2 separate regions of the Homo sapiens genome follow, and region 2 is linked to region 1. A link is an interaction called in ENCODE POLR2A ChIA-PET data of the cell type or tissue named here. Cell type or tissue: Panc1. All regions are shown on one strand. Each heading gives the region's core, and the rest is flanking DNA. Links, peaks and the distances in the headings are about the cores only. Region 1 has its middle 57 kb from the start of MFGE8. Region 2 overlaps ABHD2 (abhydrolase domain containing 2, acylglycerol lipase).

What was found. ChIA-PET counts read pairs that join two places held together with the same protein. Peaks named below come from ENCODE experiments on the same cell type or tissue, not always from the same donor. Only the 100,000 strongest peaks of a DNase experiment are listed, where the experiment ranks them.
Region 2: POLR2A ChIA-PET joins it to region 1 with 12 read pairs; 2 of 35 experiments call an interaction of 5 or more read pairs at or near these places.

What each region holds. Positions count from the first base shown.
Region 1 is chr15:88,965,509-88,974,655 of GRCh38, reverse strand. No RefSeq gene overlaps it. Among named protein-coding and RNA genes, the nearest start is that of MFGE8, 57 kb to the right of the region's middle. In Panc1, for the core only: no CTCF peak of the experiment used is centred there; no DNase peak of the experiment used is centred there; H3K27ac peaks cover 1,742 bases.
Region 2 is chr15:89,117,871-89,127,017 of GRCh38, reverse strand. The region is part of intron 3 of ABHD2 (abhydrolase domain containing 2, acylglycerol lipase); the gene reads right to left. It also overlaps the pseudogene RNU7-195P. Among named protein-coding and RNA genes, the nearest start is that of ABHD2, 34 kb to the right of the region's middle. In Panc1, for the core only: no CTCF peak of the experiment used is centred there; DNase peaks (open chromatin) are centred at 6,857 and 7,105; H3K4me3 peaks cover 259 bases.

The DNA.
Region 1 (9,147 bases), core at 580-8,579:
GAAATTTGTAACCACTGAGGAGGAGGTTAAACATTCTTATGAGGGGTTATCTATGTTATAGGCATTGCTTCTTTGTGAGGGGTAATCTATGCTATGTACATTGTTTAAAGACCTTGCTGCAGAAGCAGAAGTCAAACATTACTCATTATGGCAGTTTCACTTCAAAATGGTATCCTTCTTGCCAAGCAACAGGCTGTTTTCCTACAGGGCAGACGGTGAGAGGTTGGTTAATGGATACAAAATTACCGCTAGATAGGAGCAATGAGTTCTGGTTTTCTGCAGCCCTATAGGGTGAATATGATTAACTATATCTATCTATCTATCTATTTATTTATTTATTTAATTTATTTTTTTGAGACGGAATCTTGCTCTATCACCCAGGCTGGAGTGCAGTGGCGTGATCTCGGCTCACTTCAACCTCTGCCTTCTGGGTTCAAGCGATTCTCCTGCCTCAGCCTCCTGAGTAGCTGGGACTACAGGCACGTGCCACCATGCCGAGCTAATTTTTGTATTTTTAGTAGAGATGGGGTTTCACTGTGGTAGCCAGGATGGTCTTGATCTCCTGACCTCGTGATCCACCTGCCTTGGCCTCCCAAAATGCTGGGATTACAGGTGTGAGCCACTGTGCCCAGCCAACTATATATATATATATTTAATATTTTCATAAAGCTAGAAGGGAGGATTTTGAATGTTCATGTATTAGGCCATTCTTGCATTGCTCAAAAGAAATACCTGAGACTGGGTAATTTATAAAGAAAAGAGCTTTATTTATTTATTTTTATTTTATTTTATGTTTTGAGACAGAGTCTCGCTCTGTCGCCCAGGCTGGAGTGCAATGGTGTGATCTTGGCTCACTGCAACCTGGGTTCAAGCAATTCTCCTGCCTCAGCCTCCGGAGTAGCTGGAGTTACAGGCGCCTGCCACCATGCCTGGCTAATTTTTGTATTTTTAGTATTTTACAGACGGGGGTTTCACCATGTTCGCCAGGCTGGTCTCGAACTGCTGACCTTGTGATCTGCCCGCCTCAGCCTCCCAAAGTGCTGGGATTACAGGAGTGAGCCACTGTGCCCGGCCAGAAAAGAGCTTTAATTGGGTCTTGGTTCTATAGGCTGTACAGGAAACAATGTGCTAGCATCTGCTCTGCTTCCAGGGAGGCCTCAGGAAACTTACTATCTTGGTGGAAGGTGAAGAGGCAGTAGGCAGGTCACATGGGCAGAGCTGGAGCAAGAGAGAGATGAGGGAGTGCCACGCAAATGGCCAGATCTCGCGGGAACTCACTCACTATCATGAGGGCAGTACCAAGGGGATGACACTATATCAGTCATGAGAAACCTCCCCCACTGAGGCAGGAGAATAGGGTCTGGAAGCAGGCAACTTAAGGCCAGTTGGTGCTGACTTCCTAAAGCTGAATCGAGGGAAAACACAAGGTCTGGGGGCAGGGAATCTGAGACCAATTCACGATAATTTCCTAAAGCTGCATCAAAAGGGAAAAACACCTGGGTCTGGGGCAGGGACCCTAAATGCAGTTAACACCAACTTCCTACAGCTGAACCAAAAGGAACCCCACCCCCGCCCCCAACCACCACCTGAGTAGCAAAGGGTCAAAGGCTACTCTCCCTACACCCCTCCCCCTTCCACCACGTCTCAGATGGAAAGAGAGAGTGCCTTGAATTGGCAGCAGGCCAAGCACGGGCCATCCCTTCATCTGCAAGGGGCGCCAGTTCACCTCAGCCTTTAATTAGCCACAGGCCAAATCCTTCATCCAGATCAGGAGTAGCTGACAGGGACCTCAAATGGAGTATTTAACACCCAGAAAACTTTGTAACTGGGCCCTTCAGCCACTTGCTCCAGCCCACTCCCACCCTGTGGAGTGCTTTCTCACTTTTTTTTTTTTTTTTTAATTTATTGAGATGGGGTGTTGCTCTGTCACCCAGGCTGGAGTGCAGTGGCTCAATCTCAGCTCAATGCAACTTCTGCCGCTCGGGTTCAAGGGATTCTTGTGCCTCAGCCTCCTGAGTAGCTAGGACTACAGGTGCACACTACCATGCTCAGTTAAATTTTTGTATTTAGAGGCCGGGCGCGGTGGCTCACACCTGTAATCCCAGCACTTTGGGAGGCCGAGGTGGGCAGAACACGAGGTCAGGAGATCGAGACCATCCTGGCTAACACGGTGAAACTCCGTCTCTACTAAAACACAAAAAATTAGCCGGGCGTGGTGGTGGGCGCCTGTGGTCCCAGCTACTTGGGAGGCTGAGGCAGGAGAATGCTGCGAACCTGGGAGGCTGAGTTTGCAGTGAGCAGGGATTGCGCCACTGCACTCCAGCCTGGGTGACAGAGCAAGACTCCGTCTCAAAAAAAAAAAAAAATTGTTTTGTATTTAGAGTACATTGTGTTTGAGTATTTTGATGAGCCCAGGTTACCACATTCTCATTGCTTGGTTAGTTTCCAAGCTGGCATCCTGCTTCCCTCTCTGGTCCTTCCCAAGCCATCCTACCAAGGCATGACTCATGGCTTCCCATTGCCAGGACCTTAAGGCCCCTTGAGCTTTCAGCCTTTCAGCCTCTTCTCCCATCATGACCTCAGGCAAGTCTTTCTGCTCTAGCTGAACTAGGACTCTAAACATACGGAACTCATACCTGCCTCCTGCCTTGGCTATTACTGATCCTCCCCCTTGGAAGACCCTCTTCTTTTTTCTCTGCTTCAAGGACCAGTTTAAGTTTCACCAGCTCATAGGGCCTGATATGGTTTGGCTCTTTGTTCCCACCCAAATTTCATTTTTTTTTTTTTTTTTTTTTTTTTTTTTTTGAGATGAAGTCTTGCTCTGTTGCCCAGGCTGGAGTGCAGTGGCATGATCTCGGCTCATCACAACCTTCGCCTCCGGGGTTCTAGCAATTTTCCTGCCTCAGCCTCCCAAGTAGCTGGGACTACAGGCCCAGACTGCCACGCCTGGTTAATTTCTTTTTTTTTTTTTTGTATTTTAGTAGAGATGGGGTTTCACCGTGTTGCCCAGGCTGGTCTCAGACTCCTGAGCTCAGGCAATCCACCCACCTCGGCCTCCCAAATTGCTAGGATTACAGGCATGAGCCACTGTACCCGGCCATCCAAATTTCATCTTATAGCTTCCATGAGTCCCACATGTTGTGGGAGGGACCCGGTGGGAGATGACTGAATTATGGGGATGGGTCTTTCCAGTGCTGTTCTCGTGATAGTGAATGGATCTCATGAGATCTGATGGTTTTTAAAATGGGAGTTGCCCTGACAAGCTCCTTTTTTGCCTGCTGCCATCCATCTAAGATGTGACTTGCTTCTCCTTGCCTTCCACCATGATTGTGAGGCCTTCTCAGCCATGTGGAACTGTAAGTCCAGTAAACCTCTTTCTTTTGTAAATTGCCCAGTCTTGGATATATCTTTATCAGTAGTGTGAAAGTGGACTAATACAGGGCCCTTCTTCTTCTTTTTTTTTTTTTGAGATGGAGTCTCGCTCTGTCGCCCAGGATGGAGTGCAGTGGTGCTGAGATGTGACAATGTGCTAGCAGCCCTCGCTCCCTCTCAGCACCTCCTTGGCCTCGGCGTCCGCTCTGGCCACGCTTGAGGAGCCCTTCAGCCCGCTGCTGCACTCTGGGAGCCCCTCTCTGGGCTGGCCGAGGCCGGAGCCGGCTCTCTCTGCTTGTGGGGAGGTGTGAGGGAGAGGTGTGGGCAGGAACTGGGGCTGCACGTGGCACTCGCGGGCCAGCGCGAGTTCTGGGTGGGTGCGGCTCGGCGGCTATTTTAGCTTTATTTTGAAATACTAGCTAAAAATTTCTCAAGTCTTGAGAGAGAGATGAACATCCAGGTACAGGAAGCTCAAAGAACCCTAAATAGATTCAATCCAAACAGGTCCTCTCTGTGGCACAGTATAGTAAAATTACCAAAAGTCAAAGACAAAGACAGAATTCTACAAGCAGCAAGAGAAAAGCATCAAGTCACATATAAGGCAACCGCCATTAGACTAACAGTGGATTTCTTAGTAGAAACCTTACAGGCTGGGAGAGAATGGGATGATATATTCAAAGTACTGAAAGAACAAAAACCTGCCAGCCAAGAATATTATACTCAGATTAGCTATCCTTCAGAAATGAAGGAGAAATAAAATCTTTCACAGACAAGCAAAAACTAAGGGGATTCATCACCACTAGACTGACCTCAAAAGAGATACTCAAGAGAGTCTTGCATCTGGAAGTGAAAAGGTAACAACCACCATGATGCGTATGAAACTACAAAACTCATTGGTAAGGCTGATATAGAAAAGAGAAAGAGAATGGACTAAAATCTTACTGTTACAGAAAACCACCCAACCATAAAAATAAACAATATGAGAGGAAGTAAGGAACAAAGGATATATAAAACAACCAGAAAACAATAAATAAAATGAGAAGAGTAAGTCCTTATCTATCAATAATAACCTAACCCTGAATGTAAACAAAATCAATTCTCAATTTAAAAGATATAGACTGTCTGAAAGGATAAAAAAGACAAGACCCAACTATATGCTACCTACAACAAACTCACCTCACCTGTAAAGACACACATAGGTTGAAAGTAAAGGAATAAAAAAAGATATTCCATGCAAATGGAAACCACAAGCAAACAGGAGTAGCTATACTTATATCAGACAAAACAGATTTCAAGTCAAAAGCTGTAAAAAGATACAAAGAAGAACATTATATAATAATAAAGGGATCAATTCAGCAACAGACTATAATAGTTGTAAATATATATGCACCGAACACCAGAACACCCAGATATGTAAAGCAAATATTATTAGACTTACAGGGAGAGATAGACATCAGTACAATGACAGTTGAGGACTTCAATACGCCACTGTCAGCATCGGACAGATCATCTAGATGGAAAATCAACAAAGAAACATTGGACTTAAACTACATCATAGGGACCAGGCATGGTGGCTTACACCTGTAATCCCAGCACTTTGGGAGGCCGAGGCAGGTGGAACTCTTTGAGTTCAGGAGTTCAAGACCAGCCTGAGCAACTGTCTTTAGAAAATACACAAAAATTAACTTGGCATTGGTGGTTCACACCTGTAGTCCCAGCTACTTGGGAGGCTGAGGCTGGAGAATTGCTTGAGCTCGGGAGGCAGAGGTTGCAGTGAACTGAGATCACTCCACTGCATTCCCGCCTGGGTGACAGCAAAATCCTGTCTCAAATAAATAAATGAATAAATAAATAATAAATAGAAAAATAAACTGCACCAGAGACCAAATGGATCTAACAGACATTTATGGATCATTTCCCCCAACAACCGAAGAATACATATTTTTGTTTTGTTTTGTTTTGAGATGGAGTCTCACTCTGACACCCAGGCTGGAGTACAGTGGTGCAATCTTGGCTCACTGCAATCTCTGCCTCCCCAGTTTCAAGTGATTCCCTTGTCAGCCTCCCCAGTAGCTGGGACTACAGGCACCCACCACCACACTTGGCCAATTTTTGTATTTTTAGTAGAGACAGGTTTCACCATATAGGCCAGGCTGGTCTTGAACTCCTGATCTCAAGTGATCCACCCACACTGGCCTCCCAAAGTGCTGGAATTACAGGCATGAGCCACTACATCCAGCCACGCGTTTTTTGTCAGCACATATAACAGTCTCCAGGATTGACCACATGTTAGGACACAAAACAAGTCTCAAAAATGTTTTAAAAATTGAAATTGTACCAGTGTCTTATCTGAATACAGGGAATAAAACTTGAAATCAATAAAAAGAAAATCACTCAAAATTATACAAATATATGGAAATTAAATGACATGCTCCTGAATGATCAGTGGGTAAAGGAAGACGTTAAGAATGAAATTTAATTGGTGAGGTTGCAGAGAAAAGGGAATGCTTATACGCTGCTGGTGGAAATAGAATTTAGTCCAGCCACTGTGGGAAACAGTCTGGAAATTTCTCAAAGAACTTAAATAACTATCATTTCGGGGCTGGGCACAGTGGCTCAGGCCTGTAATCCCAGCACTTTGGGAGGCCGAGGCAGGTGGATCACCTGAGTTTGGGAGTTCAAGATCAACCTGACCAACATGGAGAAACCCCATCTCTACTAAAAATATAAAATTACTTGGGTGTGGTGGCACATGCCTGTAATCCCAGCTACTTGGGAAGCTGAGGCAGGAGAGTTGCTTGAACCCAGGAGGCGGTGGTTGCAGTGAGCCGAGATGGTGCTATTGCACTCCAGCCTAGGCAGGAAGAGCAAAGCTCCATCTCAAAAAACAAACAAATACACACACACACACACACACACACACACACACACACACACACACACACTCACAAAACTACCATTTCGGGCAAGGTGCAGTGGCTCACACCTGTAATCCCAACGCTTTGGGAGGCCAGAGCAGGTGGATCATTTGAGGTCAGGAGTTCAAGACCTGCCTGAGCAACATGGTGAAACAACGTCTCTACAGAAAATACAAAAATTAGCCAGGCATGGTGTTGCATGCCTGTAGTACCAGGTACTCAGGACACTAAGGTGGGAGAATTGCTTGAACCTGGGAGGCGGAGGCTGCAGTGAGCTGAGATCACAACACTGCACTCCAGCTTGGGTGACAGAAAGAGACCCTGTCTCAAAACCAGAAACAAAAAAAAAAAATAAAAAACTACCATTTCGACCCAGCAATCCCATTTCTGAGTATATACTCAAAGGAATATAAATCATTTTACCAAAAAGACACATGCACCCATAAGTTCACTGCAGCATCATTCATAATGGCAAAGACATAGAATCAACCTAGATGTCCATCAATGGTGGACTGAATAAAGAAAATGTGGTACATCTATACTATGGAATACTATGCAGCCATTAAAAACAAAAACAATATTATGTCCTTTGCAGCAACATGGATACAGCTGGAGACCATTACCCTAAATGAATTAACACAGGAACAGAAAATCAAATACCACATCTTCTTACTTATAAGTGGGAACGGAACATGGAGTATACATGGACACAAAGATGAGAACAATAGACACCAAGGCCTACTTGAAATGGGAGGGTAGGAGGAGGGTGAGGGTCGAAAATTACCTGAGTGATGAACTCATTTGGACACCAAACCCCAGTGACACACAATTTACCTGTGTAACAAACCTGCACATGTTCCCCTTGAACTAAAATAAAAGTTTAAAAAGAAGGAACTTAAGGCTGGGCGCAGTGGCTCACATCTGTAATCCCAGCACTTTGGGAGGCCGAGGCAGGTGGGTCACGAGGTCAGGAGATTGAAACCATCCTGGCTAACACGGTGAAACCCCATCTCTACGAAAAATACAAAAAAATTAGCTGGGTGTGGTGGCAGGTACCTGTAGTCCCAGCTACTTGGGAGGCTGAAGCAGGAGAATGGCGTGAACTTGGGAGGCAGAGCTTGCAGTGAGCCAAGATCGCGCCACTGAACTCCAGCCTGGGAGACAGAGTGAGACTCCATCTCAAATAAAAAACAAAAAAAGGAACTTGAAATGAACAAAATTTTAAAATTTATTGCAACAAATAAAAACACAACATACCAAGCTGGGCATGGTGGTGCATGCCTGTAATCCCAGCAGTTTGGGAGGGAAAGGTGGGTGGATCACTTGAGGTCAGGAGTTTGAGACCAGTCTGGCCAATACAGTGAAACCCTGTCTCTACTAAAAATACAAAAAGTAGCTGGGCGTGATGGCACCCGCCTATAATCCCAGCTACTCAGGAGGCTGAGGCGGGAGAATCAGTTGAACCCGGGAGGTGGAGGTTGCAGTGAGCCCAGATCACACCAGTGCACTCCAGCCAGGGCGACAGAGAGAGACTCCGTCTAAAACAAAAACAAAAAACAAAAAACAAACAAACAAACAAAAAACAAAACAAAACCTATGGGACTCAGCAGAAAAACTATTAAGAGGCAAGTTGATAGCAATAAAGGTCTACATCAAAAAGCTAGAAAGATTTCAAAGAAACCACCTAATAATGCAACTCAAGGAACTAGAAAAGCACGAACAAGCCAGACTCAAAACTAGAAGGAAAGAAATAATAAAGATCAGAGCAGAAATAAAGAAAATTGAGACTAAAGAAATAATACAGCTGGGCACGGTGTCTCACTCCTGTAATCCCGGCACTTTGGGAGGCCGAGGCAGGTGGATCACCTGAGGTCAGGTGTTTGAGACCAGCCTGGCCAAACATGGTAAAAGCTCATCTCTACTAAAAATACAAAAATTAGCTGGGCATGGTGGCAGGTGCCTGTAATTCCAGCTACTTGGGTGACTGAGGCAGAAGAATTGCTTGAACCTAGGGGGCGGAGGTTGCATTGAGCTGAGATTGTACCACTGCACTCCAGCCTGGGCAAAAGAGCGAGACTCCACCTCAAAAAAAAAAAAAAAAAAAAGATATAATACAAAAGACCAACAAAACAAAAAGTTGGTTTTCTGGAAAGATAAAAAATGGACAAACTATTCGCTAGATGAAGAAAAAATGAGAGGATACATGAATAAAAACAGAAATGAAAAAGGAGATGTCATAATGGATACCACAGAAATAAGGATCATTAGGGACTAATATGAACAAATATATGCCAATAAATTAAAAAACATAGAGGAAAGGGATAATTTCCTGGACACATACAACCTACCAAGATTAAACCAAGGAGAAATAGAAAACCTGAACAGACCAATAACAAGTAATAAGATTGAGTCAGTAATAAAAAGTCTCCCAACAAAGAAAAATCCAGGACTGGATGATTTCACTTCTGAATTCTACTGAACCTTTAAAGAAGAATTAATAACAATTATTCTCAAATGACTCCAAAAAATTCAAGTGGAGGGAATTTTTCATAACTCATTTAACAAGGCCAGCATAACCCTGATACCAAATTTAGATAATGTCACAACAAAAAAGGAAAACTACAGGCCAAAGTCCCTGATAAACATTGATGCAAAAATTCCTCAATAAAATACTAGCAAACTGAATTCAACAACATATCAAAAAGATAATACAGCCGGGCATGGTGGATTACACCTGTAATCACAGCACTTTGGGAGGCTGAGGTGGGTGGATCACCTGAGATCAGGAGTTTGAGACCAGCTTGACCAACATGGAGAAACCCCATCTCTACTAAGAATACAAAATTACCTGGGCGTG
Region 2 (9,147 bases), core at 526-8,525, 150 kb before region 1:
CATAAAATCAAGTCTTCAAGGACTACAGCCTTCTGTATTAGTTATAGCTTTCTAGAATTTCATGGAGGGGTAGATTTCCTTATAAACTCAGGAAAATGCTTTCCTTAAGTAAACATTACACCATCTAATAAATTCTGACCCTAAAGCTCAGGATCCCAAACAGACTCCATTTGCAGGGAAGTATTCTTGATGCTGCTGAAGAAGACTGGGCTTCTAAAGCCAGTCACTTCACTCACTGTTGCTTCAGACAAAGAAAAGCGTAAACAGCCGTCAGCTCTTCACTCTCCACATCACTGCATGACACTGGCACTGAGAGTTTAGGAAAAATTCTTACTTACCCTCCAGAATATATTTTCCAAGTCAGTTTACTGTCTTAATTTTATTTTACCATAAAGTATATACTATTTTGTAGTACAAAGTGTACTATCATAGTGAAGGAGGGCATGCTGAGAAGCAGGCAGAGAAAAAGAACAGTGGAGATCAAAATTGGCAACCTCTGAATTCACAGGGTCAGTAAAACATGAGAGGCTGATAAAAGTTGGCTATCCTTAGAAATTCGAGACTTTCTAGAAAACAAGGTCCATTTCCTGCTCCCGGATAGTGGAGCAATTTTCAGTCAACCACACATTGAGAAGGAGTATAAAAGTAGATCTGATTCCATGTAAGTCCTGTAAAGCAAATGAGGTGTAAGCTAAAAGTTAAGGATGAATGGTGAACCAAGGTGGATTCTGAAATCGAGTCTGGGAAGGGGTGACACAGAGGGGTGACTCAAAACAGGACCTTACACGTGGAGCCAAGGCCCACTTACCGTCCACATGTACTGAATTTGATACCACGTGATGGAATCAGTTGTAGCATATACTTCCTTTTGGAAGACATATACTCCTTTTTTGGAGACATAGTAGGGCCCTGAAGAGTAAACTCAGGTATGATGAATAGGGCGGTATAAGGGTCATACATTTTTGGAAACCAGAATTGGTTGTTTTAAAGAATGCTCGGCACATAAAGGATGAGCCTTTTTCCATCTGAACTAAATCACGGGAGTCTTGACTATTTTGGATTCCGAACCTTTTTTTAGATCTTTCAGGCTTCGGCAATTCCTATAAGAAGGCATAAAGTCTCTAAGAAGAAGCTACAATCTGTATCTAGGTTAGAGAAGGTGGATGAATTCTGCAGCAGACTCAGACTTGGTGATCTTGATTCAATATAGGAGACCTCAAAGATGGCGGCACTTTTCTTCCTGATGTGGCTGGCCCCTTGCATAAATGACCTGCTACAGCAGAGACAGGGCAGGCAGGCAACATCCAAGATAGTGAGTAGTTGAGAGGGTGAACAACTTATCCCTGTTTGCCCTGGAATTCCCCGGTATTAGTACTGACAGTCCCATGCCCCAGTCCTGAGCAAACTGGAATGTTTGGTCAGCCAAGTAATAAAAGAGTGTCCCAGAGTCAGCAGTTTAACTTTCTTACTTTGACAGTTTTGGTTTGGGCTATTTCACCAGAAACATGAGCAATTTTAAGATGAAATTGCCTAAAAGTTTGACTTATTGAGGCTAGCCCTTAATATTTAGCCTCAATCAAGATGATTTTGAGTCTTCCATTTTTCAGGAATTTTCTAACAATATAAGTTTGCAGGTGAATATGCTCTGAAGGTCTGGTGGCTACAAAATAAGCACATCAGAACACTACAGTTCTGCCAATCACTTGTTAATAGTTTACCAGAAATATCCAAAGAAATATTTGCACAACTCTTTTTTTTTTTTTGACATGGAGTCTCCCTCTGTCGCCAGGCTGGAGTGCAGTGGCGCAATGTCGGCTCACTGCAACCTCTGCCTCACAGGTTCAAGTGATTCTTCTGCCTCAGCCTCCTCAGTAGCTGGGACTACAGGCATGTGCCACCATGCCCAACTAACTGGTTTTTTTTTTTTTGAGACAAAGTCTCACTCTTGTCCCCAAGGCTGGAGTGCAATGGCACGATCTCAGCTCACTGCAACCTCCACCTCCTGGGTTCAAGCAATTCTCCTGCCTCAGCCTCCCGATTAGCTGGGATTACAGGCACCTGCCACCATGCCCGGCCAATTTTTGTATTTTTAGTAGAGACGGGGTTTCACCATGTTGGCCAGGCTGGTCTCGAACTCCTGACCTCAGGTGATCCGCCTGCCTTGGCCTCCCAAAGTGCTGGGATTACAGGTGTTAGCCACCGCGCCCAGCCCTAATTTTTGTATTTTTAGTAGAAACGGGGTTTCACCATGTTAGCCAGGATGGTCTTGATCTCTTGACCTCGTGATCCACCCACCTCAGCCTCCCAAAGTGCTGGCATTACAGGCATGAGCCCCCATGCCCAGTCTGCACAACTCTTAAAACAGATAAAATCAGGTCGATGGAATTAAGGCTCTTGGCAATTAGGAATTTATCCTGTGAAAAGGACAAAGCTTTAGTGTTCAGCCAAGAAGGAAAGGATCTAAATCTGATGTGGAATGTCTGTGAGCAAGAGGGAATTAAGAGAAATTTAAGTCAAAGATAATGAAATTCTTTTCAGCTTTAACTTGCTATAAATAAATAAGCTGTGCTGGTTCCAGAATTTTTTTTACCTAGGAGGGGCCTAGGGTGGCAATCTGACTGGAAGAGAGTGTGTGAAGTTGCATTTGCCTGATGCTTTAAGATTGAGAAAACAACAACTGTCCATCTCAAAGCTCCTAACCCCAGCCTCTGCATTGGTACTGCCTCTGCAAAGAAACAGCTTTATAACAAGTAGGCAGAAAAGAAAATGGAAGAAGTGGCCGTTTCATATATGGAGTCCCGTGCTCTTTAGATCCAGAAAATAACTCCATATATTGCACTATCAGAGAGATTTGAATGAGTGCTTTTCTGTAGTGTATTTCTAATTATTTAATACTTCCTTGGTACACTAGGACAAAAATAGCATATTTTGCATATCTATGACAAATATAGTGTTCGTACACACAGAACTGAGCTCTTATTTGGGGCAGATAAAAGAAAAATGGATATTTACTGTTAAGAAGTATGTACAACAGCAATAGAGAGGGAGTTGGTACTGTTTGAGAGAAAAATCAAAAGTAGATTTGCTCTGCTTTATTAGAAATAATTAGGGGCTGGGTGTGGTGGCTCACACCTATAACCCCAGCACTTTGGGAGGCTGAGGCTGGAGGATCGCTAGCCCAGGGGTTTAAGACCAGCTTGTACAACATGGTGACACAGGTGAGACCCTGTCTTTACAAATATATTTTTAAAAATTAGCCAGCCATGGTGGTGTGGACCTTTGGTTCCAGACACTTGTGAGGCTGAGATGGGAGGATCTCTTGAGCCCAGCAGGTTGAGGCTACAATGAGCCATGATTGTGCCATTGTACTCCAACCTGGGTAATAGAGTGAGACATTGTCTCAAAAAAAAAAAAAAAAAAAAAAGAAAGAAAGAAAGAAAGGAGAAAAAAAAAGAGAAATAACTAGGAAGCACATTTGTGAGGAAACTGATTTTTAAAAAGTGCCTCTAGAAAACTTCCGTAATTAAAAAGCTTGAAAAACTGATCTTTTACAAATGCCTCCCCACGATGAGTCTCAGAGAAGTAGATCCTCAAATGCTCACTAACCAAGGCTGATGGATGACTAATTGGCAGGAAACTAAAGGTTTGGACACATTATGATGAGAACAGCATTCCAATTGGATTTCCGTTTGGAGCTTGTACTCCGGTGAGTGAAGAGAAAAAGGGAAAACCACCGGAGATGAATCCATTATGGTCTATGGAAGGGCCACAGGGCTCCTCCCATTCTCTTATGACTACCTGAAGCAGCTTCCAGGCGGACACGTCCAGAGAGGGCACCATGGCATAGGAGAGCCAACTGTAATTTTTGGCTTGGTGTTAGTGGGTATGCCCCTCACCCCTAAGTTTCAGGTGTCTCTCAAATCCACAGAGAACAATAATGTCCAGTTCTTTTTAATACAGGTGGCAGCTGGTTGCAGAAGAAAGCGATTACCTTTGCATCTCTGGGGAAGAAAGTACCCACATACATGTGGCTGTGGTTTTCATCATACTGCCTCCCTTCTCTGGACTCTGCAGGGGCTTCTAGATGTCTCTTGGATCCAGTGAAGACAACTCAACTCTCTGTTTTTCGGCCTATTAGCCAAGTCCTCCATCACACTCCTCCTAAATGCCTTCATCTTTAGCTATAAGACAGCCCATACTGGCAAGCTTGCTAACGAGTGAAAAAGCAGCAGCCTGGCTTCCCACAGGGCAGTATGTACATTTTAATAGCAGGCTTCCAGAGACAGGGCACCTGCTGCCTGTCTCTACTTCCCAACCGGGACCTGGTGATGAAAACTTCAGCCAGGCCCAGAGGGAAGGGTGGAGGCTGTGAACTGCCATTATGCATATGCCTGGGGTTGTCCTGCCTTAATTTAAGACCATAAGCAATCCATCTTCTTCCAGAAACAGGGTAGAGCCTTCCCAGATCAACAAAGCTCTGTCAGAGCTGAAGGTACACCTGATTCCCTAGAGCACCATTGAACAAGCCGGATACAGTGCAGTTTGTTTCTCCTGGGCAGGCACACATGGCGTCTGCCAAAATGAGAACATCGTTCACTTACACCTGTTTATGGAAAACAAGATACAGAATGGCATTGTACTTGAGATTTGGAACCACCAGGAATCCTGTTCTGTCTCCCCAGGTATGCGGCTCTTGATTTGGGGTGTATATTCCAGTGATAAAGAAAAGAGACACAAATTCTCATAAAACAAGATGGAACATTTTAAACGGACACAGAAGTTATATGTTGGGGAAACATGGTAGGAAGATGGAAGAAGGGCTCATTCTGGCTAAAGAGGAGTAGGGCGGCAAGTTAGAGAATAGTATCTCAGAACTGATGCTATTTAAGGCAGGGCACAGGGGCTCCCACCTGAAATCCCAGCGCTTTGGGAGGCCAAGGTGGAAGGATGGCTTAAGGCCAGGAGTTTGAGACCAGACTGGGCAACATAATGGGGCTCTGTCTCTATAAAAAAAATTTTAAAAATTAGCTGGGTGTTGTGGTGCCCACCTGTAGTCCCAGCTACTTGGGAGACAGGCAGGAGGATAGCTTGAGCTCAGGAGTTTGAGGTTACGGTGAGTTACGATTGCACTACTGCACTCCAGCCTGGGCAACAGAGTGAGACTCTGTCTCTTAAAAGCAGAATTGATGCTATTTAAGTTTTCTTATAGGATAAGAGGCATTTTGGTGCTGAGAAAAAAGAGGGGATCTGGGATAGTGGGGAAACAACAGCCCAAAGGTCAGGTACTTCACAGGCAATGAGAGAATGCTGTGAGTAATGAGGCTGGACAGGTAGGTTCATGCCTCGGCTGCTGGCCTGCTTGAGGAAGCCAACTCGAGTAGTATTATGACAGATGGGTAGGTCAGAGGCAGGGAGGTCATAGTACACTTTTGTAAACACCCAAGGGACTGGTAGTTACACAGCTGAATACATACACAAAGCCCCTGAGCTATATACTTAAGATTTGTATATTTTACTGTATGTAAATGATAGCTTTAAAAAGTACTTAAAAAAAAAAAAGCCAAAGGGAGACAGTGCCAGCCTGTCCAGGAGTACGGGGGCTGGGAATAGTTAGAAGAAGACAAGCACACAAGAAAACCAGTCTCTTTACCCTGCAGTCAGGGACCCTCTCCCAGGGTCCTTCCCCTAAAAAGACCACTCTGATGTTTGCTAACAAAGCAAGGGTACCAGAATCAGAAGATGTCCGTGCTGAAGGGCACCATGGGAGACACACCTATTTCATTTTACATAGAAGGAAACCAAGGACCAGAGGGGCTATCATTTTATCCAGGGTTCTGTGGCCAGTTTAGAGGTAGAAGACCTAGGTTTGCATCCTAGTTCAAATTTCAATTCAAAGCTCTTTCTCTGCCCAACTGTTGCCAGCAGCCATCAGGAAATTTGAATGAATGACAGAATTCTGAAGCTATAAAAAAGTCAAACGTGAGTAGACAGGTAGCAGCATGGGTGAATGTTCATGGCAACGTTCATCATGGTTTGGTGAAAGCAGGTTACTAAACAATATCTATCACCGTGATTTTGTGGGGGCAAGTATAAGGAGAAGGAAAACCACAGGGATGATTGCCCACATATTAATAGTGCATTATCTCTGGGTAGAATTATAATTTTTTTTTTCACGTGGGAGGTTTTCTGCTAAAAACTGAAAAACCTGTTAGACAAATTCCAAAAGAGCTATAGGGCCAGTGTGGTGGCTCACGCCTGTAATCGCAGCACTTTGGAAGGCCGAGGCGGGCGGATCACGAGGTCAACAGTTCAAGACCAGCCTGACCAACAGGGTGAAACCCCATCTCTATTAAAAATACAAAAATTAGCTGGGTGTGGTGGCATGCGCCTGTAATCCCAGCTACTCAGGAGGCTGAGGTAGGAGAATCACTTGAACCCGTGAGGCAGAAGTTGCAGTGAACCGAGATTTGAGATTGCGCCACTGTACTCCAGCCTAGGCAACAGAGTGAGACTCTGTCTCAAAAAAGAAAAAAGAAAGAGCTATAACATTTATAGATAATTTTTGTGTGCTCTACCTTTTCCATTTAAAAAAATGAATATGCATCAAAGTTTTTATTGAAAAAAAAAGATTTGTATGACTATCTAGATTTTTGTCATAATTCCGAACTGGGCGTCTGCTTGTTTCACTAAAAGTAAACACTTCATGAGAACAAAAAATGAATCACTAGGTAAATATTGATCTGTTTCTAAGAGAACAGGAGACATAACATCCCACTGAAGCAAAGTTTTCCTCCAGACATTAAAAGATTAATTTATAATGTATCTTTGGGTAAATCATCTTAGAACAGATTTTCAAATTGACTTTAATGCTGAGGGGGAAAACAGTAATCCCTGCTCCTCGAGCATGCTTTCGATGTTCACCTTTCATCAACTTTTTTTCTATACCAGAACAGTAAGAAGACACGTCCTGATTCCGCGCATGTCATCATAACCAGCTACCCGCGGTCAGGATTACTGACTAATATTCACAGCTTGTTGTAAATCAGTTAACAGAACTTTCCAGCCTAGGCGAGTGCTTGTGAAGGCTGCAGACAGGCTTCCTTGTAGGAAAAAAATCTTCAAAGTCCCAGGAGAAGCACTTTCCCTCATAACAGACGTGTTTCCTGCCCTTAGCTTTCAACACATGGGAGGTTGTTATAGTCATGTGACACAGAAAAAGACTATGGGGGACAGTAGCTTCCAGTGGAGTGACAGAAACAGAAAGAGGGTCAGATGGGAATCAAAGGTCACCCAGGGGCTGTCATCATCAGGGGCTGGCCTCTGCCTCAGTTCTCTCACTTGTACCCAAGAAAAGTCCCTGTTCACTTCCCCAGAGATAGGAAGGCAGCCAACCTGGTGTCACACTCCAGTTTGAGTTCAGTTTCCCTCTCTGCTACTCCCAGTTTCCTCATCCCTAAAATGAAAGGAAAAATGAATCCAACCTTAAGGTTGGTAAGACTGAATGGCATAACGTCTATGAAAGGTACTCAACAAATTTCAAATGCAGTAGTAACGCGGACAAAAGAGAGTGGTAATGTGAAAACATTTTGGTGATATGAGACATGAACACAGGATACAGTGATTCCTAAAATTAGAATCTAAATCAGAAATAAGAGGTGAGTTGAAGGATGGGGGGGCAATAAAGTGAATCCTTTTGCCCTTTAGTCATTTGTCATGTTCAAGTCAGATTGCTCGGGTGTTTAGAATTTAGCTGCTTAAGTAATGCTCCAACATGCTCTAAGAGGGCTGGTCCTATCATCAAAGGGAGAGGCTTTGGAAGGAAATTGGTTCTGGAGAATTTGTCCCTTCACATACACCTTCAAACCATAGCTAAGTCATAAACAATCATCAGGTTTGCCTTTAACTTAGGCTGACCTCCACCACTCCCTAGTTCGGGCTTCACCAGGAGAGAGGGTGGCAATCAGCCAATGACCAGGGGGCTCCATGCTGATGCCCCTGGCTTAGGCTGATGCTAATTTTCTAAACACAGCCACGAGGTCCAAGGAGATGGGGCTGGGGATCCACTTCCATAGGAGGAGGTGGGTGGGAGCCATTTCAGTAGAGGTCACACCTTAGACTCATCAAGAAAATGTGCTAGAGAGGGAAAAAAGCAAAGAGAAACTGTTGGGCTTAATGTCTCTGGATTATTTTTAAAAGGAAAAAAAAGAAAAGGAGGTAAAAACTGCCACAGTCAGCTTTCTTTTACACTTTGAACAATTAGTATGGAATCAAACCTTACATGATGTTTTTCTGGAGCCTGGGCAATAGCAGCTTTTGCATGGCTTCCTTCCTCTAATTACTCAGGAACCAATGCTGGGTGGAAATTTGCACTCATCTGCACAGAAACTTGCAGGGTTTTAAATACTTTGGTTTTCAAGAGCTCTCTAAGAATGAGATGACAAAAGAACTGGGTCTAGCAGTCCTACCCAAACTGTAAGCTGAAAGTGAGTGCAAATTTCAGTAACAGTCGAAGTTATTGATCTAAATTAAGTATTAAAAAAAATTCAGGCCGAGCGCCGTGGCTCATGCTTGTAATCCCAGCACTTTTGAGGCTGGCAGATTACCTGAGGTCAGGAGTTCAAGACCAGCCTGGCCAACATGGTGAAACCCCGTCTCTACCAAAAAATACAAAAATTAGCTGGGCGTGGTGGCACGTAGTCCCAGCTACTGGGGAGGCTAAGGTAGGAGAATCGCTTGAACCTGGGAAGCAGAGGTTACAGTGAGCTGAGATCATGCTACTGCACTCCAGCCCGGGTGACAGAGTGAGACTCTGTCTCAAAAAAAAAAGAAAGAAAAAAAGAAACATTCAAAATATGACTATGACAAATACTGGATGATTTTCAAAACATATACCGTGCACACCCTTTACAGAGCTGATTTTTAACTGCAAACACTGCATATAAGAACACCATGTCCTTGCTCTTGTGCCTGGCTGTGGAGGCTACTGTAATAAAAAGTCCCCTCAGCAGGGGCAGTTCCAAATTCAGTATGATGACATTTATAGTGTCCACCACTATTACGCAATCTCTCTCTTGACTTGGGGTCATGACATCACTGTCACAACTATGAGAAAACTGCATAAGAATACCGCCCATGTACACCCAAAAC